2 separate regions of the Homo sapiens genome follow, and region 2 is linked to region 1. A link is a loop called in an ENCODE intact Hi-C map of the cell type or tissue named here. Cell type or tissue: ovary. All regions are shown on one strand. Each heading gives the region's core, and the rest is flanking DNA. Links, peaks and the distances in the headings are about the cores only.

Region 1 (14,814 bases), core at 6,815-14,814:
ACCCCACACTCCCTTCCCCTGCTTCATTTTCTCCAAAGCCCTTATCCGTCTCTGATATATCGTATACTTACTAGTTTAGTTGTTTATTGCCTGTCTTTATGCACTAGAATATGAGCTTAATGAAGACTGTTTTGTTCATTGTCTATCCTGTACACTTGGAGCAATGCATGCATATAATAGGTAATCAGTTAATATTTGTTGAATGAATGAATGAATGCATGGATAATCTCTAATGACTTCCAATTCTTCAACTGTGTGATTTATTAAAGCAGGAACTTAAAATATCTTGGACAAACGCAGATAAAATTTACCTGAAAATCAGTAAGTGACTAACGTGTGAATCCTTGTTATTACCTTTCTCATTAGAAACCAATGATATTGACTGTGTTCGGAAAAGCCAGTCATGTCTTCATCCTTTTCTGATTAAAATATATTGTTTTATTATTATTATTATTTGAGACAGGGTCTTGCTGTGTCACTCAGGCTGGAGTTCAGTGGCACAATCATGGCTTACTGTAACCTCAGCCTCCTGGGTTCAAACTATCCTCCTGCTTCAGTCTCCCAAGTGGCTGGGACTATAGGTGTGCACCACCATGCCTGGTTAATTTTTAAATTTTTTTGTAGAAATGAGGGACCGGGTGGGTGGGTCTGGCTATGTTGCCTGGGCTGGTCTCAAACTTCTGGGCTCAAGTGATCCTCCCGCCTCAGCCTCTCAAAATGTTGGGATTACAGGTGGGAGCTGCGATGTTTGGCCTATTGTTTAAAAAAACTGTTAGATTAGCCACTAGAGGGAGCTCATGCTTTTCTTGTTAACGGGAAAATTACATGATTTGACATGCCCACAAACTAAACAGAAATCTCATAAAGAATTATAGTCCTTAAAGCTAATTTAATTTTTTATTGCATTTTCTTTCTTCTTTCTTTCTTTCTTTTTTTAGACGGAGTCTCACTCTGTTGCCACGCTGGAATGCAGTGGCACGATCTCGGCTCACTGCAACCTCCGACTCTCTGGTTCAAGCGATTCTCCTGCCTCAGCCTCCTGAATAGCTAGGATTACAGGCATGCGCCACCACGCCCAGCTAATTTTTCTAGTTTTAGTAGAGACGGGGTTTCACCATGTTGGCCAGGATGGTCTCGATCTCCTGACCTCGTGATCCGTCCGCCTTGGCCTCCCCAAGTGCTGAGATTACAGGCGTGAGCCACCGCACCCGGCCTTTTATTGTACTTTCTTCCTCCTCTCTCTCTTTTACAGCTTTGTTATGAGTTTTCCCCACAAGCCCATGTATTTCTTTGCTCCTGTGGGCAGCGAAAACTTTTGGCCTTGCCTCTGGACAAATCTATCAGGGCTGATAGATTTTGTCATTGGTACAGGCCCTCGCTTCTCATCCACCTCCACTGCCTCTCTTTTTGCTGATCCAAGGTCCCCAACATTCTCCCTAGCTGGCAGAGATCATCCCTGTTTCCCCATTATTCAGAGAAATTTAGCTTAGTTTTGCTTTAACTTCCATACCATCAAAAGTCCTAGGCCCATCTCTCCCTAATCAAAGGCTCCATACAAAAGAGACATCTGCCCTGAGGTAAATTCTGAGGCTTTCAGTATTGCAGAAGTGATTGCTGGCATTTCTTTTTCTAAGCAACACATTTTTTCCCTCTCTGTTATATAGTTTATTTTGACATGTATCCTCTTACCTAATAGATTGTGATTTTTAGTTCTTCATTCCAGAGGAAATGCAGGTTGTCTACTCCAATGGTTAAAGAAAGCTGGTGGTAGATGGCTGTACCTACTTGGTCCTATACTCTACCAGAAGGCAGAGGCCAAGATTTAGTTTTCTGGAGATGGAGATACCAGCAAGTCCTTCCTTCTTTTTTTCTTTGAGCAAAACAAATTCTTTATTAAAACAGTTGACTTGAAACAGTATATTATATCTAAAGGAAGAGTTTTTTTTTAATCTGTATAGCAGACTTTTAAAGAAAGCAACTAGTTATGTATAACTTGACACCTTTCCCTCTAATCTTTTGTCAGTTTGCCCCAGTTCATAATCTTATTAATGGACTTAGATTAGACTGTTCCTTTGTGATTTATTCATCTCCTTAAAATGTAGGGTCCAAAGTTGAAAGTTCCCTCCTGAGAACTTTAAACCAATGTGGGTATCAAAATGCCTCAAGTGACTTCTTGGCTTGTGATGACTTGGGAGCTAATTCCACTCCCTATTAAGAAGTGTTGCCTGTTTTTCTTTCTCATTTAATTTCATCTCCTGTCTATATAGGCCAAAAACGAGACAGTACCTAAAGTATCTGTGATTGTAGTCTCTCTTTATCTTCCTTTCCAATAAGAAGGCAACTTTCCAGTTTCCCCGTAAGGATAAAACAACTACAGATAGCTTCCTCCCAGTTAACTGACCTAGAGATCGCTAGCATTTATTTATTTATTTATTTATTTAATTTATTTTGAGACAGAGTCTCACTCTGTTGCCCAGGCTGGAGAGCAGTGGCACGATCTCAGCTCACTGCAAACTCCGCCTCCTGGGTTCAAACGATTCTTGTGCCTCAGCCTCTCAAGTAGTGGAGATTACTGGCGTGTGCCACCACGCCCAGCTAATTTTTGTATTTTGAGTAGAGACAGGGTTTCACTATGTTGGCCAGGCTGGTCTCAAACTCCTGACCCCAAGTGATCCAGCCACCTTGGCTGGGATTACAGGCGTGAGCCATGGTACCTGGCCACTAGCATTTAAATTCATAAGAATAGTTTACAGATTAAATACGTCTGAGTCTTTTATCCATTGCTCTAATGTATAAAATTTGTTCAGGCACAGACTGCTTTCTAGTATAGCAAAATAATTGAAGATTTTAATCATAGAACAATCCTTACTAGTTAAAGTCATTTTATGACAGGGCATGGAGGTGGATATCAGTGTGGCCAGGAGGATTCTGGGATGGAGTCATGGGAAAAGTGGGACTTGAATCATGTGTAGGTGGGAGTCAGATGAGTTGGAAAGTAGGACAGGGCGAATAAAAGAATGAGCAATGCGAGGGCAGAAATGAGCATGAGATGAACATGACAAGAGTAGTTGAAATTGATTTGGAAAAGGCCTAAAATGAAAATTTAGGGTGAAGTATATGTCAATCAACTAAAAAATACATATTAGGAGCTTCCTAAGTGCCAGGCACTGCTCTAGGCATGCAGTAGTGGGGAAGACAAAGTTTCCATGGTCGAGAAACCTAAATTTGTACATGTGGTAGGGTAGGAGGGAAGATATAAGTACACACATTATTTTAAAAGGTAATTGTAGATTGTGATGGTTTGATCATTATATCTAATCATGATAAAAGAAAATGAAACAGACTCTAGCCACCGGATTTTTAAAATTGTGTACCCTTCTAGTTAAAATTAGAACAGCCATCCCATCTATGTATGTTTTGTTCTCTTGTTAGTTTATATTAGCATTATTAATATGATCTTCCACAGGAATTTCTTAGCAGGAGTCTTTTAGAGCCACTTGCCCATTTTGTGAAGGTTGGCTTAGTGAGCACTCTGTCTTGTAATCCTTAAATCCCCTTAACTACATGCACATAAATGGAAACTCATGTTGCAATCTGCAGAAGGTGAATGACTGAGTGAGGGCACATGCCAGCCCCTCAGTTGTGGCGATGTCACCTTTTCCTCAGGAATTTCTTAGCAGGAGTCTTTTAGAGCCACTTGCCCATTTTGTGAAGGTTGGCTTAGTGAGCACTCTGTCTTGTAATCCTTAAATCCCCTTAACTACATGCACATAAATGGAAACTCATGTTGCAATCTGCAGAAGGTGAATGACTGAGTGAGGGCACATGCCAGCCCCTCAGTTGTGGCGATGTCACCTTTTCCTCAGGAAATTAGCACATGACAAATGATTTACAGTCAATTTTCAGTTTTTTCTTGTTTTTTAGACAAAAATGTAAGTTCTAAATATTTTCATCAACTCCATAAGGTACACACACTGGAACCACTACCACTACCAGAGAGAGAGTCTGGGGAAAGAGTGGTTATTTTACTAAGGGTCATAAGAGAAGGGGACTCTGTGAAGTGACATTTAAACTGAGACTTAAGTGATGAGGCAAGAACCGCCATGCAAAGAAGTGTGTGTAGGCCCAGGTGTTTCAGGGAAGCAGAGCCACTATGAGTATTATGAGGATAAAAATTTACTATAGGATTCAGATCTCACAGATGAGGAAGGATCTCAGGGAGTGAACATCTAGAAGGGAGAGTCAGGGGATCAGAGGAAGAATCAGTGACTGGTCCATCAGAAGCACTGGGACAGTTGGACAAATAGAGCTTGTGTGAAAAATCCAAGAAGTTAAGCCCGTTCAGCGCCAAATTGGGGCTGCTAGGGTCTATGGGAGCTGTTGCTTCTGTGTAACTACCGCCTCTGTGGGTCCACTGCCAAATATCTGGGTGGGGGGCCTGGGACCATCACTGATCATGAGGCCAGCAGTCCTGAGCATAAGCTGAACATGGAGGAAAAGAGCAAGGACAAGCTGGGATCCACTGGCTACCAGTGTGTCTGTCAATATGTCTAATCAAGATTAAGGGTCACTCCTTCACTTTTGATTTCCAAATCTCACATGAGTTCTTCTTTGGCTAACTATAACCTGGAACCACACAGGGAAGGAGATTCTGGGAAATGTAGTTGTAAGACTAACCAAGTTGATATAGTACAACCCAGAACCACAGGGAACAAAAACCCCAGAAGGCAATGAATTCAGTGTGCTCAAGAGACATACAGAAAAAAGGTGATGCTGAGGCTCAACAAAGGAGGGGAGGGTAGAGGGAGCATGATTAGATAAGCAGGCAGATCCCAGCTTATGTTAGGCCAGCTCATGGTATGTTTTGACTTAATGCTAAGCTGCAGGATTTTAAGCAAGGTGGCAGCATTCTGTAAGTTATTTTTTAAAAAGATTATTCTAGTTGTCATGGAAGTTAGGGAAGCAAGAGAAATGTTGAGAAGAAGAGCCAACAGGGAAAACAGCAGGCTACTGAGGTAGCTCAGGAAAGAGACAATGATGGCCTGGACTAGGATTATAAAATACAGATATTGAGAACTGGTCAGGAAGCCTTTTAGTCTCATTTCTCCAACATGTTTTTTCAGTGCTGGAAACATTTCTCTCTCTATGAGATGTAGGATCCATCTGCTGCAAGGAAGATGCAGCAGAGGTAAGTGGTTAGGGAGGATCTGGGACAAACATTGAGGACTTTCTCTGCACCAAGACCTATGCTGAACCTGCTCCTCACAACAATCTGGAATGAGGAAAATGATGCACTGGGAGGTTAAATATTATACTTTAACCAGGGTCACACAGTTAATAAGTAGTGGGCCCCTGATTCTAACCAGGATATCTCAGAATCCAGGATCTTAGCTCCTTCCAGAGTCCTGTTGCCTCTCAGGTGAAGGCCCTTGTGAGAATTCATGTCTACCATTAGCAGCTGTTATCTGCCCGAATATTACACCTGTCTGGCCTCTAAAGTGTACATCAAGTGTACAGGCTGATGCTCTTCGTTCCACTCTCAACCTTCTTAGAGACTCCACGCTGCGTAATGCCTCCAGCCCAAGTTTCCTGGACCCTTAAATAATTCATTCAGTGTTTAGGTCTCCATCATAACTACTTGAGGCTTTACAATATTTAAACATATACAATTTTAGGGATAGAAAAGAAGACGTGTTGGCTTCCTGGGGACACACCTCATTGGAATAGTGTTACTCTTGAGGATTAGGAAATACATTGAATTCTACATAATGCTTTTTTTTTTTTTTTTTTGACAGAGTCTCACTCTGTCACCCAGGCTGGAGTGCAGTGGCATGATCTTGCCTCACTGCAACCTCCACCTCCCGAGTTCAAGTGATTCTCCTGCCTCAGCCTCCCAAGTAACTGGGACTATAGGCGCATGCCACCATGCCCAGCTAATTTTTGTAATTTTAATAGAGATGGGCTCTCACCATATTGGCCAGGCTGGTCTCAAATCCCTGACCTCAAGTGATCCGCCCACTTCGGCCTCCCAAAGTGCTGGGATTATAGGCGTGAGCCACTGCGCCCAGCCCCACATAACTCTTTTAAATCAGTGTTGTTGTAAGGCAGTGTTGTCATATTTTCCATAGGTTTTTTTTCCTGTTCCCGATCGACCCTTTAAAGAGCTTTCATGTGTTATCTCAACTAGTGTTACACTTTATTTGAGAGAAAGCTAAAAAGTAAATAAGGACATATAAGATTTACTATTAAACATTCAACAGTTGAAGGGTACATTCAAGAGAAAAAAAATCAAGATCTGTTTTCTGATTAATGGTCTATTTATTGATACCATTCTATTTTAACAAAGAAAATATTTCAAATTACAAGGTATACAAGTCAATACTGTTTTGAAGTGAAAAATTATTTGCTTTGAGAGTGTATGCATGTATGTATATATATGATAAATGATTATAACGTGTGTGTCAGTGACAATATGTAGTCTTTGGTTGTTAGTTATATACTGTCTACCTGTGAGATGCAAGGTAAGTGGGTCACAGACTCTCAAATTTATGAAACACTTAGATTTTTCAGGGAAGTTACATGAAGGAACTAGGGAGTTTCATGATTAGATAAGACGTTCGGGTGGGATCTCCACCGGACAGCACTCTAAATCATCAGCAGTGTGAGCAGTGATTCAATTTGGGAAAGTGAGTATAGGTTTAAATTCTGGCCACAGACAACCTCTCCTACACAATTCACTGAACCTCCCCTGGAAGGAGGTTTCCACATCCTGCAGAGGCTAACTGGGCACCAATCATGCTTCCACTAACCGACTTGGCTGCTTCCTCTAGCGCTTAGTACTTCACCGTTCCCTTTCTTCATGGGAGATGGTGTGGTAATTGATAATCACAATACAAACTCTGAAACAAGTAAACGGACAATAAAACTCATATTTGCCTAAAATGAGTTTCGATAAGGATCTCGGTGGCTATCTTGTTAGATCTTAGAAAGCTGAGGCTTATTGAGAAAGCCCTTTTCCTTCGGGAAAAGGAATTTTTGTATGGTTGGGAAAAGGTTGGTCACTGGCTGATCTATAAAGTCCTTTTCATTGTAAGATTATATGATTTTCGGTAAACTGTATATTTTTTAAAAACAGTCCAGAATATCCGCAAGTGTTTTACCACGTGCTTCTTATTGTTGGAGAAGCTGAGCAAACATCCTGTCATAAAAAGACAAGGATGTTGCATCATCCCTGGTCCCTGTAGTGAGTGTCCTGAAGATAATAAGTAAGAGGTTACCAGAGGCTAGCCAACATGGAGTAGCCAGGAAAGAGCCAGCACCTGCTCTGAGACAATGGTCTGGTTGCCATCCTGCCCATAACAACATCAATTAAAAAATTATTAAAACCTAGTTCCACAGTATTATTAGGCACTGTGGAAGAAACAGGGAAATATACTGTGGCTCTTGCCCTCAAGGAGCTGACAATCTGGTTGGAGAGATAGGATAAACACCCAAGAATTAGTTAACCATTGAGTGTTCACCCATGTGGTACTGAACCAAGTGAAACAGGAGTTTTAAGATAATTTGTGTGTCCAAAAAGGTTTATTTAAGAGGCAGGACTTGAACTAAGCTGGACTGAGTGAGGATGAATTGGGAGAAGAAAGCACTTCTGTGGGGTGTTGGGGACAAGATGAGAAAGGAGTTGACTCAGATAAATCAGAGCATATGACAGGTGCACTGGAGAGAAGAAAGGCACTGCATTGTGGTAGGATGGAGAAGAGCTGACTTGAATGAAGCAAAGGGGAACAAAAAGAAATAAAGTGGTCAGCCTGAGCGGGCAAGATGGAATCACATGGCTTCCAAAGCCAGAAAGGAGGCTCTGAAAGCCACACACTGGTGATCTCCAGTGGTGATACCCAATAACAATCAGCATGAATCTCTCAGACACATTGTGTGTGAGGCCTGTAGGCTGATTCAAATACAGAGGTTGATGGCCACAGCAGCTTGGTGAGGTCCAGCTCAATTTCAAACTGCTTGGCTCACCAGCATGCTAACAGGCTTAGGACTTGCTGACATGTGCCTCAGATACTCTCTGGAGGCTGCAGTACGTGGAAGCCTAGGGCTGCTCTTCCAGGCAGCTGTTGTGAGTGGGATGTGGTTGGGTGAACATCTGTGTAGACATGGGTATTGCTAAAATCATGGCCTTAAGCATGATGAAATTCAACTGGTGGGTGGTAGAAGAACAAAGACAATCATAGCCTTTAACAATTCTTAACGTTTGGATTCTTAAAATCAACTTTCTAACTTTAGTTACAATTTCAGAGTAATGTTTTAAATTTTCTAGTCAAATTAATAAGCCTTTGTATTATATGCCATCCTCCTTTGGAATGATAGCGGTATAATTAAAATAGAACATTTTTAACACAGAATACTTATTGGTGAAGTGGTCTCTTATGTAGTCTTCTTTTGACGAGAACGTTGAGATTTTCGAACTTTCAGAACTTTCTTTTTTTGATGTTTTTTCCCATTCTTTTGCTTTTTCTTTTGGCTGACCTGTGAGAAGAAGGGGAAAAAGGGCAATGTTTCTGAATCTTACCATTTTTACTTCCTTTTATTTGGACTCTCCTGATCATTGTCTCATACCCACATAGTCTCAAAACCACATTAAAGTCACTTCACTCTCAGAGGGGCTCCCTTAGATTCTCTCTACTTTGCTCACTTTGAGGAGGAGGCAACAGCCTTCAAACTGGCTGTCTTTTGTCTATTCTTCTGGCTTATTACATTCTCCTGGCAACCTTGCTTACCACTCACCTGCCCCAGCTACAACCCTCTGAAGGTGGCACTATTATCATCCACGTTTTACATAGGAGGAGGCTGAGTTCTGGAGAGGGTGACTTTCCCAAATCTAGACAGCTAGTATGTGGCAGAACCTCCAGTCTGTGAGACTCCAGAACCCAATCTCCCACCCACATATTCTGTGGCTCTCTTCAAATCCAACTCCTTAGTATGCCATGCAGGATTCCTCCCGCTTTGTCCTGATCTACTTTTCTGCCTCAGTCCCTTCACTCTCTTCACACAAACTCCAGCCACATTAATGGAGGCTCCCTGAACACAGCAGGTTCTCTCATGATTCTACTCTTCTGCTCATGCTGTCCTTACCTTCCTGGCAAATTATTTATCCTTCAAGACCCAAATCAAATATCACCTGACATGAGAAATCTTCCTTAACACTTTCTCCTGCCCCATTCCCCCAGCAAAGTTAAGTACTCCCTCCTCTATGTCGTCAAGATTCTTGTGCATACTTTTATATTTCTCACATTGTACCATAATTATTAGCATATGCACTACAACAGGAAGGGACTATACCTTATTATCTTTGTATCCTGTGTCTACCATTCAATTCATTACATATTTATTGTATTAAATAAGGACAAGCTCTGTACCCCCAAGGAACACACATTCTTCCAGTGGGAGACAGAGAGGGGATACTATATGTAGGAACCTAATTTTGTCCTAGGAACAAAATAGAAGCACCATAATATGAATGAAAAATGTATTCTTAAAAGTTATGTATTCTTATAGTGTTAATGAAAAAGCAGATTCTTTGTCTTCTAAAGTTAATTTCTAAAAGAAAGAAAATTTTGATCTTCCTTTTCACCAACCTGTTTCTCCCACTTTTTAATCAGTTCCTTCACATCTGCTGAATCTGGGTTTAGACATGTTTGAACTCCATTCTTCAGTGTAGCACTGCCAAAGAAATAGCAATGAGATAGTTTTTTCTCATTAATAATTTAAATGCTTCTTCTCAGAAATAATGAAAATCAGTATGAATTGTGCTGAATTTTCTAATGAAACTACTTAAAATTATTTCCTAGGACAAGATGAGTCACTGGTTGAATTTTTTTTTTTTTCTTTTTTTGAGACAGAATTTCGCTCTGTTGCCAGGCTGGAGTACAGTGGTGCGATCTCAGCTTGCTGCAACTTCCAACTCCTGGATTCAAGCGATTCTCCTGCCTCAGCCTCCCGAATAGCTGGGACTACAGGCATGCGCCACCACGCCCAGCTAATTTTTGTATTTTTAGTAGAGACAGGGTTTTACCACATTGGCCAGGATGGTCTCAATCTCTTGACCTCATGATCTGCCCACCTCAGCCTCCCAAAGTGCTGGGATTACAGGTGTGAGCCACTGCACCCGGCCCTGGTTAAATTTTAAAAATTACTTACAGTAGACTGTCTGGAAATAATTTAAATGTTCCTTTAATTTTTCTGTATAGTCTGAGAATAAGAGTAGTCAAGGATGACTTATAAAGACAAAATATGCACACATCCTTCAACCTAGCAATCCTAATCTCTAGAAAGGAAAGAATTACAGACACAATACTGCCACAGTAAGTTTTATTTCAGCAGTAAAAATTTGGAAATAATCTATATTTCCAACAATAATCCTGGTCATATAAATTATGGTTTATCCATATGATGAAATACAGTTTGGCCATTAAAAATGACATTAAGTAAAAATGACATTATTAGAGATTTACTGACACGAGAAAATGTTCATGATATAGTGTTAATGAAAAAGCAGATTACAAAACAGTGTATAGTATATGATTTAATTTTTGTGCTTATATACGTGTATGTAAAAACATATCTATGTTATGTGCACACGAAGCAAGTAAGGAAGATTTAGAAAACTGTATACTAAGGGGTTAACAGTATTTGTCACTCAAGGGTAGAATTATGCGTGATTTTTATTTTCTTCTATTGTGTTACCTGCATTAAACATTTTGTACAATAAACATGTGTCATTCTTGGGGCCTAATCTACCAGAAATTCCTTGCATTTTTAAGGAGAAGAAAAGAAAGGAGCTGCCCAAATTTATGGAGGGGGTAACCATCTGATTTTTAAGTGTTTGTATGGGCAAGCACTCCAAGGGTAAAACTCATGCTAAATTTAATGTTCTTGCCAATATGGTGCATGCATGTTAGCTGGGTTGTTACTTACATGATTTCAATTTTCTCGCAGGAAGGGCTTGGGGCAAATTGTTTAAGGTCTTTCAAGGATTGTAGGTGGATAGTCCCTTGGTTGGTGCTGATGCAGGAACAGCGACCCTTTCTCACTACTGGGGTTCCTGAGGGAAAGAAAAAGATAGAACACATCAGTATAGGCCAATGTTTCAGTTTAGGTGATCTATCAAAATGATACACTTGACTGAGTCATGATTATTGCTATCATTTACCGAGTGCCTAAAAATAATCACCACAAACCTTTGAAGGAGGTATCATCTCTATTTTATACATAAGGAAACTAAGGTTCAGAAAGATTAAGAACAAAGTCATACAGCTTTTAGGGAGCAGGGGCAGGGTTTTAGCCCAGATCTCTCTGAGTCCAAAGGCGTTGCTCTTAACTACCACACCGTAAGTCCGTGGGAGAAAAAGAGACTTTCACAATATTTAATAAATGCCTATCACAAGACAAACAGATAACTAATTCATGTATGCTATGCTGATCACAGTTTCTTAAGCAACTCCTAAACCATCTATTATTTATTATCTGACCTTAAGGAATGGAACTGGTGTTGGTGTTGAATAGAAAGCACTCCTTTGTAACCAATCACCACTTTCATCCTCATCCTCTCTCCTCCCCACTGCCTTGCTTTTCAATAGTGTTTTAAATTTTTGAAAACCCCTTAAAATACATTATCTTAATTCTTAAATTCATATATTTACTTGGTACTTATTGTACCATATGCCATACATTGTGTAGCAGTCAGAAAAGGTATAACTACAAAGTTCTATTTTACAGATGATGAGGAAACTGAGGTCTAGAAAGATTAAGTAATTTGTCCAAGGTAACAAAGATAGTTAGTAAATAGATTAGGGACAAATTCTCTGATTATTGGTTGGATCCTTAATTGGTTAGCCACAGATATACTTAGCAAAAAACAGTATCAGGGAGAAGAAAATAATTTAGGAGATAGAGTTCTCATTATTACCCAGTTCAATGAACATTTATTGAACACTTACTAGGAATTCATACACCTAGACTACAAAGACTTGTGTTTGACTTGGCAGATCGAAGTTATGAACTTTGGATAACTGGTCATGTCACTGAGAAGCTTTTATGACTGACCAAATATTACTCTTCAATGCAGGCAGAACATTCACCTTTATCTGGCTAATCAAGATTCTTTTACAGTGAATCACTTCTCTTACTTTACAACCTAACTCAGAACCCCTTACCTTGCACTCCAATCAGAACCAGCAAGATGATGCCCAAGAGGAAAAGAACACCACTTTTCTTCATAGTGATAGAATGGAGTTCCAAGTCACTCCTGTATTGGATTTTGAGCCTGAGAAATTCTTTAGAGAACACATTTTGGGGATCATATTTATTTAGGATATTCATTTCTCTCCTAAACTCTGATTGGCTAGTATCTTTAGCTGAGCTAACTAAATTGACCACAAACTTGATTGTGCTGGGGGAAACCCTAGTCTCAGATCCAAGGGAATTTCTGCATGTTTTTATTTCCATTTCACATAAATGGGTGGTTTATAGTAAGGGATGTGAAACTAGCAACACTGATAGCCTTTGGCACATTCACAGTTGCTCACCTGTGTGAAGAATAGGTTATATAATGAATATACTAATGTTATACAACAAAGGTTGGAGATGTGGTTTCCAGATGGGAAATATTAAAGTCCAGATAAATAATATACTTTTCAAATTCCCTTACTATTTATGGCATATTCTTCTGTATAATAGATGGCTACATTGATATTTTCTTATATTGCCCACTTAACAACTTAAAGCACCTTAATTTCCTCTGGGACCAGGTCATTTTCTACTAGTGGTAAGCTCATTCTGTATCATTCCTGCTACAGTATTATTTTTTAAACTAATAAATTGGTTAGAATAAGGGGTCAGTTGCATGTAAGAGACCCAAATTAACAGTGGCTAAGAAATGCAATAAAAATGAAGATAAATAGCTGGGACCTAATTAAAGAGCTTTTGCACAGCAAAAGGAACAGTCAGCAGAGTAAACAGACAACCCACAGAGTGGGAGAAAATCTTCACAATCTATATACCTGACAAAGGACTAATATCCAGAATCTAGAATGAATTCAAACAAATCATTAAGTAAAAAACAAACAATCCCATTAAAAAGTGGGCTAAGGACATCAATATACAATTCTCAAAAGAAGATACACGAATAGCCAACAAACATATGAAAAAATGCTCATCACTAATGATCAGGGAAATGCAAATCAAAACCACGGTGTGATACCACCTTACACCTGCAAGAATGGCCATAATCAAAAAATCAAAAAACAGCAGATGTTGGTGTGGACTTGGTGATCAGGGAACACTTCTACACTGCTGGTGGGAATGTAAACTAGCACAGCCGCTATGGAAAACAGTGTGGAGATTCCTTAAAGAACTAAAAAGCAGAATTACCATTTTATCCAGCAATCCCACTACTGGGTATCTACCCAGAGGAAAAGAAGTCATTATTTGAAAAATGTACTTGCACATGCATGTTTATAGCAGCACAATTCACAATTGCAAAATCATGGAACCAACCCAAATGCCCATCAATCAATGAGTGAATAAAGAAACTGTGGTTTATATATACACAATCGAATACTACTCAGTCACAAAAAGGAATGAATTAACGGCATTAGCAGTGACCTGGATGAGATTGGAGACTATTATTCTAAGTGAAGTAACTCAGGAATGGAAAACCAATCATCATCTGTTCTCACTGGTATGTGGGAGCTAAGCTATGAGGACACAAAGGCATAAGAATGATACAATGGAGTTTGGGGACTTGTGGAGAAGAGTGGGAGCGGGGTGAGGGATAAAAGACTACAAATAGGGTGCAGTGTATACTGCTTGGGTGATGGGTGAACCGAAATCTCACAAATCACCACTAAAGAACTTATTCGTGTAACCAAATACCACCTGTACCCCAATAACTTATGGAAAAATAAAAAAAAAAAAAACAACAACAGAAAACAGTGGCTAAGATAGAAGCTTATTTCTCCCTGAGAGATGTAGGTGGATTAGCACTTGGATAGTGGCTCTTTCCCATGAGGTCTTCCAGGCTTCTCCTTTCTTGTGTTGTCACCATCTCTAGATTGCTGCCCTCATGCACATGGCCAAAGGTGGCTTGCCACCATGTCCAATTTCCAGGTATAGGATGATGAGAAGGCAGAAAAAGGGCATGTCCCTCCTTTTTAGACATCCTAGAAGTTGCACCCATCATTTTCTATCACCTCCCATGGAGGCAGGCCTTAATCACATGGCTACACCTAGTTGTAGGGGAAGTTAAGAAACGTCATCTTTATTTTGGTTGACTAGCTAAAGATTGGAGATTTCCTTATTGTAAAACAATGTTTCTCAACGTTTTTTTTCATTATGGACTCAGCACTGCATGCGTGTGTGCGCGCATGTGCACCCACACACACACACACACCCCCCCACATTTCACCTTGCTCTGAGAAAAAATAAAATGAACTGAAAACTAAATTTAATTTCTTCCTGAAGAGAGAAATCAAATGCTAAGAAATAAGATTTTGTTGGGTAGGGTTGAACCTTGGTAGGCCACTAGTCATTGCAATATCTAAAATTTTTTAGCTCTCCAAGAACCAATATTTTCCCCCTTGGGAGCAATTTACCTCTCTTCCCATTGACAATGCATGCTGTAGAATTGGAGGAAAATGGATATTAGCATTTCATGTCACATGGTGCACATTTTTTGACTGACTTCTATACAGATTATTAATACTTAAATGGAATTACAGAATTCTTTTTGAATAAAACATGTGGTGACCA
Region 2 (15,777 bases), core at 3,873-11,872, 490 kb after region 1:
AACACAGTAAGTTGTATATTTAATTGAAAGTTCAGAAAGGACAAACAGTAGATGACAGCTAATACAGTTTGAAAAGAATGTTTAAAATGTGCAGACAAAAGATTATTTGCCTATAAACAAGATTGATAATTTATAATCATGTGATGGATTGAATCTCTTTCATAAATATTTGAATAAGATGGGATCAAGGCAGTAAAGTTGATCATGAAGCTTTACCTTGTCAATCCTCATGAGTGTTGACAATACCTGTTGGGAATAAACCCTGTAGCCTGGCTGACCAACTGATATCTATATCCCAATCCACTGGCACATCAATAATTTTTGTAAAGTAAAAAGAAAAAGAGGGAGAGGGAACTGTTTGTTTGATGGTGGATGGAGAAAGTGTCCCAGGAAAGAAAGCTACATGCTGGTGTCTTAGTGGCAGCCAGGACCACCCTGTGTGGACATGTAGTTTGTACTCTGCATGACTCCTGGGGGCATCATTCACATAGATTCCTAAAGGAATGACGCTCTCTATGGTTGTACAATCTCAGCCCTAGTGGTAATCATTTATTTGGCAATCTGGAAATGTTTCCAGAAGTATCCCTTGTGAAGGACAAAGGTCTACTGTGTATCTTGCATATTTCATTATTAACCCTGTGACTTGTGCTGAGTAACTACTTAATATCTATTCAGTGCTAAAATAAGAGAAAGGCAACTTTAAAAAAAAAACCTTTTTGAGACATAATTCACATATTATAAAGTTCACCTGCCTATAGTATACAATGATTTTTAGTATATTCATGGAGTAGTGCAACTATCACCACGATCAATTTTGAAACATGTCATCACCACCCCACCCCCAGAAAAATAAACCTCATGCCCATTAACAGTCATTCTCTGTTCCTCTCTTGCCCCAGCTCCTGGCAACCACTTATCTACTTTCTGTCCCTACAGATTTGCTGATTCTGGACATTTCATATAAATAGAACCATATACTGTGTGGCTTTTGGTGGCAAGTTTCTTGCACTTAACGTAGTGTTTTCAAGGTTTATCCATGTTGAAGTAGCATATATCAGTACTTTATTTCTTTTTTATTGCCAAGTTATATTCCACTGTATGGCTATACCACATTTTATTTATCCATTCTTTAGTTGGTGGACATCTGAGTTGCTTCTACTTTTTTGGCTATTATGAATAGTGCTGTTGTGAATATTCATGTACATTTTGTTTGTGTGGACATAAGCTTTTAATTCTCTTAGGCATATATCTAGGAGTGAAATTGCTGGAGAGAAAGGCAATTTTAATTTAGAAATCTCTACATTATTTGCTTTTATATTTAAAGTCATCTTATTAATGGTATATATCTGGCTTGGCTGGTAATTCTGGGTCCTGTATCAAACCTCCGCCTTACAATCCCCATCCATGTTGTGAGCCGGTAGGTGAACCACAGAAAATTGAAATGTACTACTGGGTTAGTCTCTTTGAACAGGGTCATACTTACATTGAATTCACTCTGATTTATTATTTTGCTACTGCACTTGGAACACAGACAGTATTCACTAAGAATTGGAACTATAGACTAGAAACAGAGGTTCCCTGTTTTCATTAGTCAACTCTCAAAGGATGGAAGCAGCCAATTTCAGACTATTCTAGGGCTCTTGCTCTCTTAGTTGCTTGCCATCCTTCTTTCTTTTGGCCTTTTTGCATTTCATTAGTGTCACTTACAGAGCTAAGAGAACACAGATAATTCATCCAAAGTATTTTTATAGTCTTTAGGTGAAAAGAACTTTTAATATGTGTGTCATCTTGGTTTCTATGTCCCTTGTAAATTATGTTGTTTACCCTGAAACTATGAAGAAGCTGCAGTTGACTTCCTTCAACCTAATCTTAGCTTCTAGTATTGTGCTATTGGAGTTATTATTGAGGATGATAAAAAGAGTGTATAGTATTGAAGGCAAATTGTTTAAGTGTGTAAATTATAATTTGTTTTTTTTAAAGGGGGTTCACTAACAGACTAAGGACCATCAGAAAGATTTTTTTAAATAGACCATATTTTTAGCAACGTTACACATAGTTGTAGTGGTTATGACTTTGCAAAATAAACATCGTCTTAGAATTGAGGTCCTAGAATTAATGGACTTAAGTCTGATTTTTAATGGGCCAAAGCTATTTAAACTGTACATGCATTAACAATTTTCTTAGTGGCATGTATACTTGAGTAGGAGGTTATAAAGAGTAGACAATGAGAATGATGCTGTTTGACTTTTAAAGGGAACATTGTTTCATTGGAGAGGAATAAAATATGGACTTCTCTTTAAGCAAGGCAGTTTGCATTTCTGTTGGCCAGATTTCTTGAGAATGTGATAAAGCATTAGCCCCACCATTTCCAGCATCCTCCATTTAATTCTTCTTAGACTCTTTTCCACAGAATGAAATTGATTGATTCATGGCTGAGGGTTTGAAAAGAGAGCCTTGGGGAAAATTTTAAGAAGTGTTCCAGGAGGCCATAAAGACTGTTGACAGGTGGCCAAGCCCAGGAAAAAAGTATTAGTAATAACAACAGCTCACCCTACATAGCTCTTAATCATATGTCAGGCAGTGCACTAAACACGTTACATGTACTAACTCATGTGATTCTCACAACAATCCTATGAGGTCAAAACTTGTTTTTATCCCCAATTTAGATGAAGGAATTAGGGCACAAATAGGTTAAGGCAATTGTTCAAGGTCACACAGCCACAATGTGAGCCCAGGTGGTCTAGTTCCAGAGTCAGTACTAACCACTAAGTGTGCAGATTACTAGAAACTTGGAGACACTCCAACTCCTGAATATGGTGCCTAGCCAGGGCTCTGGAGGAAGCAGGCAGGGCAGGGCCCAGGTCCCTGCCAGCACTTTGCCAAAATGAACTGGTGAACTGAGGCACTGTCATGACCTTTGCTGCTTGAATAATTTCAGACGGCAAAAGAAGCCCAGTCATGTGAAATTCCTTTGTGGCTAGAAGATGTCAACAGGCACAGATCTAGCTCATCTTTCAAGATATGCAATTTTTTTTCTTAACAGAATGAATGCTCCTGTATATAATATTGTCCTTTATGGTGGCTGGTTCATAGAAACTGACAAAGAAGTCAAATTAAGAGCAGTTAAAAGTTAAAGATGTAAAAGTTAAGTCACAAGACCCAAGTAGAGTGAGAAGAAGGTAATTTGTGTGTCTGTTTAATCCCTGGCATGACCTTTAATCTCTGCTACTTAAAAATTACAGATGCAATCTTAACTATGGCATAATGAAACAAAGACCACCACTTCTTTTTTCTTTCTGCTTTTTGAAGTTGCGCAGATGTCAGAGGAAGATAAATAAATACTGTTAACAGCTTCTGGAAGCATAATGTGCTTTGAAAGAGTGAGTCAAAGCTCGAGCCAGGGTTTATGGCCTCAGCAAGTCGAGGTTTTCCTGATGACAAAATGAGGCCTTGGGGTTTTGGAGGAAGCTTTCTTGAAGAATGAGCACAGCCAAGAATGGTGCTACACTTGGGACTCTCCTTTGTCAATAGAAAAAGACAAAGGACCCGTTTATAAAATGGATATCAAGTAGCAGATTAGAGGGACATAGTTGTGTCACCGGTATGATGGTCGTAACTGCAAGTTGTCCAGGTTCTTGGTGTTTTGAACAAAGAATTGGACAAAACGCCCAGCAAAGCAAAGAAAGAATGAGGCAACAAAAGAACAAAAGCAGGGATTTATTGAAAACGAAAGTACCCTCCACAGTGTGGGGGCGGGCTGAGCAGCAGCTCAAGGGCCTGGATATAGAATCTTCTTGGGTCCAAATACTCCCTAGAAGTTTCCCATTGGCCACTTCATGCTCACTTCATGTAAATGAAGTGGTAGCATGCAATCAGTCTGATTGGTTACAGAAAGCCAACCAGAGGCTGAAGTGAAGTTACAAAGGTCACACTCCTGTGCAAACATCTGGTTGGTTGCAAAAAGCAACCAATCAGAGGCTAGAGTGAAGTTACAAAGTTATACTTCTATGAAAAGGAAGACTTAGCCGGCAATCAGTCTGACTGGTTGTGGACAGCAACCATTCAGAGGCTGGAGTGGAGTTACAAAATTACAAATGAAGACTTGACCGGCAATCAGTCTGATTTGTTGTGGACAGCCAGTTTCCCATCTGACATGCAGAAAAGGCAGGGGGTTTGCAAAGGGAGTAGCTTCTGGTCTTTTTGTATTTTTTTTTCTTTTTTTTAGTAGAGACGGGAGTTTTCACCATGTTAGCCAGGATGGTCTCAATCTCCTGACCTCGTGATCTGCCTGTCTCGGCCTGTCAAAGTGCTGGGATTACAGGTGTGAGCCACCGCACCCGGCTGCTTCTGGTCCTTTTATTACTTAGGCATGAAAAGTTAGGGTTTTCCTTTCAATTTAGTCCTAGGAAGTTGGCGTGAAACAGCCTTAGGTTCCCTGCCTCCAGACCCTATTCTCCTGCCTCAGTTGAATTGTATTTCAGCAATTGAAATCAGCTAATCGAGGACAGACACCTCATATATGTTACCCACCTACTCTCCCTAATATGTAGAATGCCTATATATAAAAATAATAGCAAGAAACAATAATTACAACTTATTGACACCATGTGTGCCCTGTACTAGCATCACCTCCATTTTATGTGGGAAAGAACTGTGTTGGAGGGTGAAGTCACTAGCCCATATTACACAAGTCTTTTAACTACAGAGTCAGCTTTCTTAACCACTGGAGCCCATTGGGGTTGGAATAAGGCTTTGGAATATCTTCTGGGGTTAACGGGGGAATTCTTGAAAGTTTTCTCAATAGGAAAGTCACGAAAAAGTGGTATCGCTGCTGGAAGGCAGGATGGTTTGGCAACTTTTGAACTGTGGTCTGACTGTGAAGTGATAAGAGTCTGAATTAATATGCTCAATTAGAGTCAAAAGGAGAGGCAAGATGGAAGACTCCCTGAGAAGGAATGGGTGATCCTTGAGACATGGGCACTGACCAGATGTGGGAATTAGGGAAAGGAGGGAGTCAAAGATGAATCCAAGATCTCCAGAGTAGTGTTAGAATGCTTGTGCCATGAATAGAAATGGGGAAATAGGAGATTAAGCCAATTTGGAAAGACTTCTTGGCCTGTGTTGGTGGCAGGGCACTGCCCCACAAAGCATACTGGTTAGTGGGAAATGTGGCAGCTCTTTCTTCATTGTCAGAGCCTTTGTTTTACTACACAGAAGCTTAAAACGCTGGATGCTTGCTTTCCTAGACTCCCTTGCATGTGACTGAGATCCAGTCATGAGGCACAGGTGGATACTTATTGGAAAGATTTTTCTCTCTGATAATAAAAAGTCTAGCAAGAAAAACCTCTTCCTGCTTTGGGTTTCAAATGCAAGGATACCATGATGTCATGCGAGGAGCTGCTGCAGCCATTTTGCAGTCTTGAGGGACAGACCAAGAAAATTAGGGGAAGCTGACTCAGAGCCCTGACACTGGGGAGCCCCTGAAACAACACCAGGACCGTCTGCCTCTCTTATGTGAAAAAAGCACCCCCCAACCCTGGTCAAGCCATTTTTAGATGAGTTATTTTGTGATTTGCAGCCAGAGCATCCAAATTGATGCAGACTTTGTGCAGGTCACAGATCACCTTGATCTGAGCTTTGCTGTGTTTTCTATTTTGGATATTAATTTTGGAAAAACACCATGTGGGAAATGATCATCACAATTGCCCACTGAAGCCTCCAAAATAGTAAGAGTTCCAGAAAGAGAGAGAGAGAATGCACTTTGGATACCATTTCTAGAAAATGAGGGCTTTTTAACAAAAGTCTGTAAAGGCCGAACAGCCTGGCCCAGATCTTAGGCCCGCTTTGCTGCTAGGTGAGAGCCTCTGTTAGGTTTCAATAGTGCAATGTGCTTCTCAAATGACAACGGGGCCCATTAGTAAATTAAACATTCCCATAGCCCCTAGATACAAACTGGGCGAAAGAAGTATTTTCCGTTTTCAGAACTGCTGCTCTTTTCATTTGCTTCTTCCCACCTTCCTTGACATTTGCTGGTGTCTGCTGCCAGGAAGGCATGTTTAGCTCAGTGATGGATGTGCACTAATGAGAATTAGCCTGCTTTGTGGAGCTTTTGAATCAGAGCAAGTATGCTGTTCTGAAGGGCTGAATGACTGGTTGATTGAAAAGTAATTGATTGCAGAATTTCAAAATGAGATTCAAAAGGTACATTACAAACTAGATTTCACAAAAGCCAACTTTCTTTGTCATGTTCTTCTTTTCGGTCATTTTATCCTTTTTAAGTTTACAAAATTATTTTAGAATTTAGTACCAACTTCACCATCTGATTCCTGAAGCTTGGGGTATTATATACATATAAAGTTTATGATAAATTCTCATGATAAGGAAAAAAAACCCTATGCTACATAGATTCTAGTCCTGACTCCGCATTAATAACTGCCACTCAGGGAAAATTGTTTAACTTTTCTGAGCTCCCATTGTTGTTGATAAAAATGTTTGAATAAATCATGCATGAGATCCTATACACGTGAACTTAGACTTTCTATGGTAAGACACAGATTCTCATATTCTACATGGTATTGGGCTGGGGGTCTTCCCTATGCTCCTCTCTGAGAAAACACTCCTGCAGACAGAGAGCAGGCAAAGAAGCCTCTTGCTAGAGGAGTAATCTCAACAAAATTTGGTTTTGATCGTGGGATTCTGGGTGGAGATGCTAGATAAAAGATGATGCAGTTGGGCACGGTGGCTCACGTCTATAATCCTAGCACTTTGGGAGGCCAAGGTGGGTGAATCACCTGAGGTCAGGAGTTCGACACCAACCTGACCAGCATGGTGAAACCCCATCTCTACTAAAAATACAAAAATTAGCTGGCCATGGTGGTGGGTGTCTGTAATCTCAGCTACTCGGGAGGCTGAGGCAGGAGAATTGCTTGAACTCGAGAGGCGGCGGTTGCAGTGAGCCAAGATCGTGCCACTGCACTCCAGCCTGGGCAGCAACAGGAGTGAAACTCCATCTCAAAAAAAAAAAAAAAAAAAAAAAATGCCTAGTTACATTTGAATTTCAGATAAACAAGGATTTTATTTTTAGTATAAGTATGTCCCAAACATTGCATGTGGTATATTTATACTAAAACATTATTCATTGTCTAGTTGAAATTTGAATTTAGCTGGGAGTCCTGTATTTGTATTGGCTAACTCTGGCAACCCTGATTCTGAGAGGAATAATTGATGGTAATGGCCTGAGCCTAAATTGCTCAAAATAAGCAAAGAGGAGCTGCAGAGGATTCTTAGGTCTTGATAGATATGGTGTCCTGGGAGGGGCTGAGTAGGTTCGGCTAAAGGTGAGGGGAGTGAAGGGACTAAGATACATATTAGGAGCCTGGCTAGGACGAGAACCCTCCCTCCTTTCTTCCTCACGCATTCTTAAGTATCTCCTCTACCCACTTTGCTTTTATAAACCTTAATTAGCTTTAACGTAAAGTGAAAATATTGGCCGGGTGTGGTGGCTCATGCCTGTAATCCCAACATTTTGGGAGGCCAAGGTGGGCGGATCACAAGGTCAGGAGTTCGAGACCAGCCTGGCCAACATGGTGAAAGCCTGTCTCTACTAAAAATACAAAAATTAGCCGGGCATGGTGGTGGCCACCTGTAATCCCAGCTACTCAGGAGACTGAGGCAGGAGAATCGTTTGAAACCGGAAGGCAGAGGTTGCAGTGAGCTGAGATTATGCCACTGCACTCCAGCTTGGGCAACAAGAGTGAAACTCCATCTCAAAATAAATAAATAAAGTGAAAAGATTAACTTTCTATGATAGGCTGTCGTTTTGGCATCCTTTTTACGGTCCTTGTTCCTAATTTTGAAATGAGTGGGTGGACCTTATTTTTCTCATTCTCCCTGCTCACGGCCCCCTCCCTAATTCAATTAATATCTGCTGGTGTGTGCCCCAGATTGATTTTTTTTTTTTTTGCCCTCTGTGGACTAGTTATTTCTCAACAGAAAAATGATTGCCAAATTTCTGAAATTCTTTTCTAAACTTCTGAACCTTTTCAGGTGTTATTTATGCTCATCATTCAGTTGTTTGTACATTCTTCACTCACATAGCAAATCTTTAGGAAGTAAAAGAATTGCACTAGGGTTTTACCCTGGTATGTAGCTGTGTGGAGCACTTCAGAGGCAGAATTAACATTGTGCGCTACTAGTTTTATTCCTGTTTGTCAAACAAGATCACTTAACACCTCTGCATTGGGTAACCATGCTTTCCCATGAAGCGAGAGGACTGCTGAGCTTGAGCAATGGCGGGGACCTCTCCCAGATGGTAAGTGTTTTAGGGCACAAGGTCATTATATTAAAAGTAGCAAGAGAATGAACGGGAATCAGGCGGAACATACTGATACTGACACATGTGTGGCACAAGAAATTGCTAAGGTAGGTGCCTGATCGTAAGGGGGTGTCCCCTCCAAATATTGGCACTTGAAAGCAGCCACAAAACCTGGTATTTTAGTTATTTATCCTGAGGGTGAGTAGTGGGAGGGACCTTTCGTGGTACCCTCTGTGTGGTGCTTGCTGTGGTCCTTGTGTTGTAGCCTTTGATGTCCAATGTGCAAGATACAGAATTTGGCAAATAGAGGTCGTTTGTCAAGGTTGGTTCTAAAGGGGCTGCCTAAGTTTGTCATCTATGCAACATAATTCAAAGGCCTGTTCTGTTAAAAAACAAACAAACAAACAAACTCTTAACTACCTCAGAACCACGAGTGAATGCAGAACATTTATTCAGAACAGCTTTCTTCTATTTAGGCACCAAGGCTACTAAAAAGAAAATGATGGCCCCACCATCTGGGAGCTTACAAAATTAAGCAGATGGTTAAAATGCAGTGTAACAAGAGGTGTGGTGATAGATCACACTGGGTTAGGAGCCTGCTGGAGGCACGCAGTACACTGAGGACTTCCGCAAAGAGAGAAGCCTGTAGACGCAGGAGATTGTAAGCGTGGACACTGTAAAAGCTGCTATTGGTGCCATGCCCAGGTCCCCTTAACTGGATTGGTATCCCCAGCTGTAAGCTGTTGTATTGGCTGCTGAGGCTCACAGCTGCACTCTCTTGTGGAAAATTGTGTTCTGCTGAAAGGAGCAAAAAAAATGAGGTTACATACCTTCCCCCCAGGGATGGCCTAGAACCAATGACTGATCAATAAGAAAGTACAAAAATCTGGCCTTCTTGCATCAAAGCAGACAACTCTGTGTGCCCTTCCTGCTCCAGAGATCTGATGCAATCAGGCTGAGAACAGACTTCAGCTGGAACCACATTTTCACTTCTGTGCCTTTCTGCTTCCTTCATTGCCCTATAGGATTCTCCCAAGAACATCCCTCAGTACATCGCTTGTAATGAATCCCTGTCTCTGACTCTGCTCCTAGGAAACCCCTGATAGCAGAGAAGCAGAAGTTGAGCTATTCTGGTGTTCAGGGCTCATTTTTCCTGATGTGGGGAGAGGGAATAGACGAAGTGGTTGGGAACATTGGTGAAGGTCTGATGTGAGGCATGTGAGCAATGTGGAGAATGGGAGCAGTGTCTGATATCAACTTAGGTGAGAGACTACCATATGTGTATGGCACCAGTCTGTATTGTGGTATCATTTTCTTCAGCACTCAGCAGCCTGGGGTATAAAAACACAGACATAGATGACACAAGGTTGTAGTTCTGGCAGGCGGATGCCATAGGAAGTCAAGGAACCAGGCACGACAAGAAAGGACTTGAAGATAGGAAGGAATGACTAGTTTGAGAGAAAATGGAGGTGTCAGTGGACCAAAGCTGTTCATACAATGGAAGAATATGTGTGATGACCAAAATACAGGTAACAAGTGTCAAGATTAGGAGGCTAGGCTAGTGTGTTGAGAGTTTGGAACAGGAGAACTTAAGATTTGAAGGTTTAAGCATTTCTGCCTAATGACATGTCTAGGATATGCCACAGCACAGGTGTGTGAGTGAATTGGAGGGTGTGCTTCTGGGGTGAGGAGGGCAGGGCACTGCAGTGTTAGGGAGCTGGATGGGCCATCCTCTTGGACACTGCCAGCACTGAGCCACAGTAGTGGTCCAAGGAATTCACACTGCACATGCAGCTGTTACCTGCCCCAAGTCCCAGAGATGCCATCACTTCCTGTGTCAGGCCTTCGTGGAGCAGGTGTCCCTAATGAAGGCAGTGGGCAAAGACAAATGACTTGGAGGTATGGAATTTCCCAAGGAGACCCTTTTGTGGTGGTATAGAAACCAAACCACTTGTTAACAGGTTAAATATTTCCCATCTTTCTGTTTTCATGCTGACATAGGTGTTCTTGGACTCATTGACCCTCCTGGTAAATCTCCCAGTCAGGAGAGTTCCACCCTTATTGGATCTCATTCCATCATCCTCCTATGTATTTCGACTTGCTGTCCTTGTCTCCTAATCATCTCAATGACCCAGGCATTGAAGAATGAAGAGTGCCATGATATTGTAAGAGAAGCAGTTTGATGTAGTAGACAGGGTCATGCTTTTCCTTCTGCCTGGATTGTTCCCTATTCCCTTCCTCATTCAGTCAATTCTTACTCATCCTTTCCATTTGGCTTAAATGTCTCTCTTCTCCCCAGAGTATTTCAGAGTCCACTTCTGTATTATATACTCTCAAAGCACCTTATTCCCCTTTGTGACTCTTATCACAATTATAATTAAACAAACAAAAAGATTATTTCATTGCTTAAGGTCTATCTGACTTGATAGCATGTAACCTCTATAAGGATAAGGCTGTCTGTGTTATCCCTAGCTGCTAGCATGGTGCCTTACATAAAGAATGTGCTTAATAAATATTTGTAGAACAAATAAGAGACGTATATGGAACTGAGAGTCCATTTCTGTTTTAAGGCATGTTCCTATTTAGCTGTGTGATCTTGGACAAGTCACTTCAGCTCTCTGAGCAAAATAACTTCTTACTCACTTTAACATTGTATGATTTCTGATTTCACAGTCTATCAGCCAAACACCTTAACAACTCTTAATCCCAACAGTATGTCTGGGCTAACTAAAAGCATTCATCTGGAACTTCTTAAAGTAGCTTGTTCCTAGAGAAACTATTTTTCCTTGTGTTTCAGTAATCTCTTTCTAAGTAAAAAATAATTCCCACATTTAGTGGCTTAAAACAATAATTTGCTCTCTCAAATAAACAAGAAAAAAGTAATAATAAAGATCAGAGTGGAAATCAATAAAATAGAAAAATAAAAACAGAGGAACATAACATAGAGACTGTGCAATGTTTGGGGAAAGAATATCCAAGGCAGAGGTACTGCTAATCCACAGGTCCTACAGCAAGGCATGCCTGACATGTTTTTTAAAATCAGAAAAGAGGGCTGGGTGCAGTGGCTCATGCCTGTAATCCCAGCACTTTGGGAGGCTGAGGTGGGCAGATCACCTGAGGTCAGGAATTCGAGACCAGCCTGGCCAACATGGTGAAACCCTGTCTCTACTAAAAATACAAAAATTATCTGGGCGTGGTGGCAGGCACCTGTAATCCCAGCTACTTGGGAAGCTGAGGCAGGAGAATCACTTGAACCTGGGAGATGGAGGTTGCAGTGAGCCGAGATTGCGCCACTGCACTCTAGCGTGGGCAACAGAGCAAGACTCCGTCTCAAAAATAAATACATAAATAAAATAATAAAAAGATAAAATAAAATAAAAATCAGGAAAGAGGTCGTGCATGGCTGGAGCAGAGCACCCAAAGTGTATCGAGCCCCTGGTCAATGTGAGGACTTCGGCTTTTCCTTTGAGTATGATGGGAAACCCCTGGATGGTTTTAGCAGGGAAGCAATGCAATTTGAAGTCATCAGCTCTCTCCTTCTGTGTCAATTATAGTTTGTTCTCTTGCCTCTAGTCATACAAAGTTGTATTTCCCTGGATTGTGAGACAGAAAAATCTAATTCTATATGATCAGAGATAGGCTGTTGCTTTGGGCAGGTTTTTATTTCATGTTTATAGATTAAGAGTTTGCACTTTCAGTTCCCAGGGAGTTCACACAGATGGGGTGACTGCTTTGTCTTAATTGCAATTGTCATGATGTATGCGTACTTTCCTAGAACTGGACTGAGGCTCAGATGGATAGATAGTTCAAGGAAGATAGATTAACAGAGAGAGGGAGGGAGAAAGAAAGAGAGAGAGAATAGATTAAATGGATGGATGGATGGTTAGATTAACAGACGGACAAAATAAATGGATGATGATAGGAGGAGGAGAGAGCTCGTCCTCTTTGAGGCAGTGTATAAGGAGGACTGGTTGACTTTTTCTTTCTTTGTGAATCACAAACAGAGTTTAGAAGTGGTATGTTTTCATTAACGCTACCTTAATTAATATCCCCTTAATCATCAAGTATATTCCATTTTGACAAAATAGAAACTGAATTCCTTCTTATCTCCCAAAGGCAATGGAAAGGCTAGAGAGAGCTGGCACTGTGCTATTACAAGCAGATGAGAGGCATATTTGCTGAATAACGAGAGTAGCTAACAGTACTGAACTTTGCCCTTTTGGTGTGGGACTCTTTCTTTCCTGAATGTTCAATAATGTCTGGCTCTTTTCCTTTGTGTTCTGGTTTTATGCAAACACAAATTACACTCTTGTTGACTTCACTGTAACCCATGAAATTAAAGAAGGGGAAATTGGAGTCCTATAGAAGGCAGTTTCACCAGTCCTGCCTCTTGGATTTGTGCGATGGAAACTGAGAACAGCTGTATTTTTCTAACCAATTTTATGAGAAAAGAAGTGTCCCCAGCAGTAATCAGCACAGGCACATGATAGGAACAGACAGAGATGCTGCTTTAAAATCATATATTCTAGAGCTGAAAGCCATCTAAGAGAGCATCCAATTCTCCCTCATTGTATAAATGAAGAAAGTAACTAAAACTCGGAGGTACCTGTTCACACTTCTTGAGTATATACTAATTATGGGAAGCAACGTGGCATCACAGAAATACCACAGGCCTTGTGGAAGTCTGTGTGGGAATCATAGCTCTGCCACTTCCTAGCTGCTGTGGCTATTGGGCAAATTATATTATCTCTTTGAGCCTTCTCTCATCTGTCCCTGCTTCATGGGCTGGTTATAAGAATCACATGATATAAAATATAAAGCCCTGGCACAAAGTAGATAGTTAATAAATAGTAGTTATGATTAGCTCGCTTTTGTTGCTAGTGACAATACAGAGTAAAAACCATCTCAGCAAATACTTAGAATAGGATTTTAAAATGTCAACCAATGGCAAACTTGTTTGAAGTAAATTTCAATATACTGAAATTCCAATATAATTCAGGGAAACAAACATTTTTATATAAAATATTGTGCTATACACTAGAGTTAGTTCAAAAATAAGAACAAGATCTGGGTTCTGCTTTTAAGGAAATGAGAGTAGACATGCACGCTAGGCTGCCTTTCAGTGAGGGCCGTGGGACGGGCCACTGGGGAGGAGGGGACATGGGTCTCTGGGTGCACAGAAGAGGTTCTTCCTGGACAAGGAGCTCAGGGAAGTCTTCACAGAGAAAGTAACATTCGAGAGGTTTTTAGAAGGGTCTAGAAAAACAGATTGAGGGACATTCTTATTGAAGGGGGCCCCATAATTACAAATACAAAGTATATTTAGATTTAACCAACTCCTCTGTTTAAATGAGCATAGAATATGTGAAGGGCAAAGCTTAAAATAAAAATGATAGCTACCACTTACGGAATTCACTCATGTATTCACTCTTTTGCTCGTTGTGCAACTCTGTGAGGTAGATTATTATCTCCATTTTGCCAAAGAGGAGACAGGCATGGGCAGGTTAAATGTGTTGCCTAAAGGCCTCACAGCTGGTAAGCAGTACCAAACTTGAATTCAGGTCATCTGACTTCAGAGTCCATGCTCCAGTTCGGACATTAGACAGTGAGCTTGACTTTTTCTGCTAGCCGCTCCAGATCTATACCCTCCTCTTCTCCCTGCTGCTCGGGGACCCAGGATGCTGAGCTGTGTGGGCTCTGTCAGCATGCTCCCTTGGCCCTGGTTTCCCGTCATAATAATGGAGGGAAATGGGAGATGGGGCCTCAGGTTTGCCAGGGCTGTATCCCTTTGTTAGAGGACACAGCTCCTGTTGGCCAGCCGCTCTTGCAGCTACAGGTCTCCCTGTGTTGAAAAACTCTTCTGTCTCCTTGTCCCAGGACAGCTAATGCTAGCCTCAGAACACTTCACCATCTCATGTTGGTTCCTTTAACCCTGTCCCTGTCTCAGTGAAGATCGGAATTTGGGGGTTATAGGATAATCTGTTCAGCTTTAGTGGATACTACCAAATAGTTTCCCAAAGTGGTTATACCATTTTTTTTCCTACTAGCAGTGTAGGAAAGTTTCAGTTGCTTCCCCCTTTTGCCAACTCTTGGTATTTTCTGTCCTTTTCATTTTAGCCATTCTAGTGGGTACACAGTAGTATCTCATTTGTGATTTCAGTTTTCATTTCTCTGAGAACTATGGAAGTTGGATACCTTTTCGTGCGTTCATTGGCCATTTGAATATCTTTGGTAAAGTATCTAAATCTTTTACCCTTTTTCTTTTCTCTTTCTTCTCCCTCTCTCTCTTTTTTTGTTTTTGAGACAAGTGTCTCTCTATTGCCCAGGCTGGAATGCAGTGGAGTGATCCCAGCTCACTGTAACTTCAAACTCCTTGGCTCAAGAGATCCTCCCACCTCAGCCTCCATAGTAGTTGGGACTACAAGCGCACACCACCACACTTGGCTAATTTTTAAAATTATTTTGTAGAGATGGGGGGTGGTGAATCTTGCTATTTGCTCAGGCTAATCTTGAGCTCCTGGCCCTCAAGAAATCATCCTGCCTCAGCCTCCCAAAGTGCTGAGATTACAGGTGTGAGCCACTGTGCATGGCCTTTTTGCCCATTTTTAAATTAGATTGTCTTTTCTTTTGGATTATGAAGTTATTTATAGATTATGAGTAAAGTCCTCTGGCAGAGATATGTATTACAAATATCTTCACTCTGAGGCTTGCCTTTTCGTTCTCTTAAGCATATATCTTTTGATGAAGAGATGTTTTTAATTTTAATATACTCTATATATTTTGTTTCTTTGTGTTACTATTTGTAAAAATAATAAGAAATACACATATTGCTCTCGGCCCACAGTCCCTGATACAGAGCTCTTAAAACCCTTGTAATTTCCTAAGCAATAAGGATGCTAGGAGAACCTTTTGTTCTAATATTCGACCTTTTACTCTGGTTCCTGACTTTTAAAGTCCTTAGGAATTTTAGAGCTTTTAAAGTCCTTAGGAATTTCCTGGGCGGCAGGAGCATCATTTAATAAGGTAGCTCTTGGTGGACTCCTGGATGGGAGCTGGTCACCATAAAGACTAAGCCATAATTATAAGCTGGGGTCTTTCAGCCCTAATCCACCAACTTGCCACAATTCTCCAGAGAAGGGAAAGGGGCTAGAAATAAAGTTAATCACTGATCATGTCTACGTGATAAAGCCTCCATAAAAATTCCTAAACTATGGGATTCAGGGAGCTTCTGGGTTGACAAACACATCTGCATGCCAGCAGGGTGGTATACCCCAACTTCATGGGCATAGGAGTGCCTGCACATGGGACCCTTTCAGACCTCGCCCTATGTATCTTTTCATCTGGCCAGTCATCTGTATCCTTTATTATATCCAGTAAACATAAGTAACGTATTTCCCTGATGCTATGGTTTGAATGTTTATCCCCTCCAAGCTCATATTAAAGCTTAATCCCCAATGTGGCAG

Evidence for each region. Peaks named below come from ENCODE experiments on the same cell type or tissue, not always from the same donor. Only the 100,000 strongest peaks of a DNase experiment are listed, where the experiment ranks them.
Region 2: it touches region 1 in a loop (3-fold over the local background); 12 of 110 quality-filtered maps call a loop at or near these places.

Annotation. Positions count from the first base shown.
Region 1 is chr4:75,995,168-76,009,981 of GRCh38, forward strand. CXCL9 (C-X-C motif chemokine ligand 9) reads right to left here and starts at 12,342. Exons shown (of 4, transcript NM_002416.3): 1 at 12,219-12,342; 2 at 10,981-11,107; 3 at 9,642-9,726; 4 at 6,108-8,532. The coding sequence starts at 12,282. The coding sequence ends at 8,431. It overlaps SDAD1-AS1 (SDAD1 antisense RNA 1), which reads left to right. Exons shown (of 3, transcript NR_125906.1): 2 at 939-1,577; 3 at 9,906-10,775. In ovary, for the core only: no CTCF peak of the experiment used is centred there; no DNase peak of the experiment used is centred there.
Region 2 is chr4:76,486,212-76,501,988 of GRCh38, forward strand. The region is part of intron 1 of SHROOM3 (shroom family member 3); the gene reads left to right. Among named protein-coding and RNA genes, the nearest start is that of SHROOM3, 59 kb to the left of the region's middle. In ovary, for the core only: no CTCF peak of the experiment used is centred there; no DNase peak of the experiment used is centred there.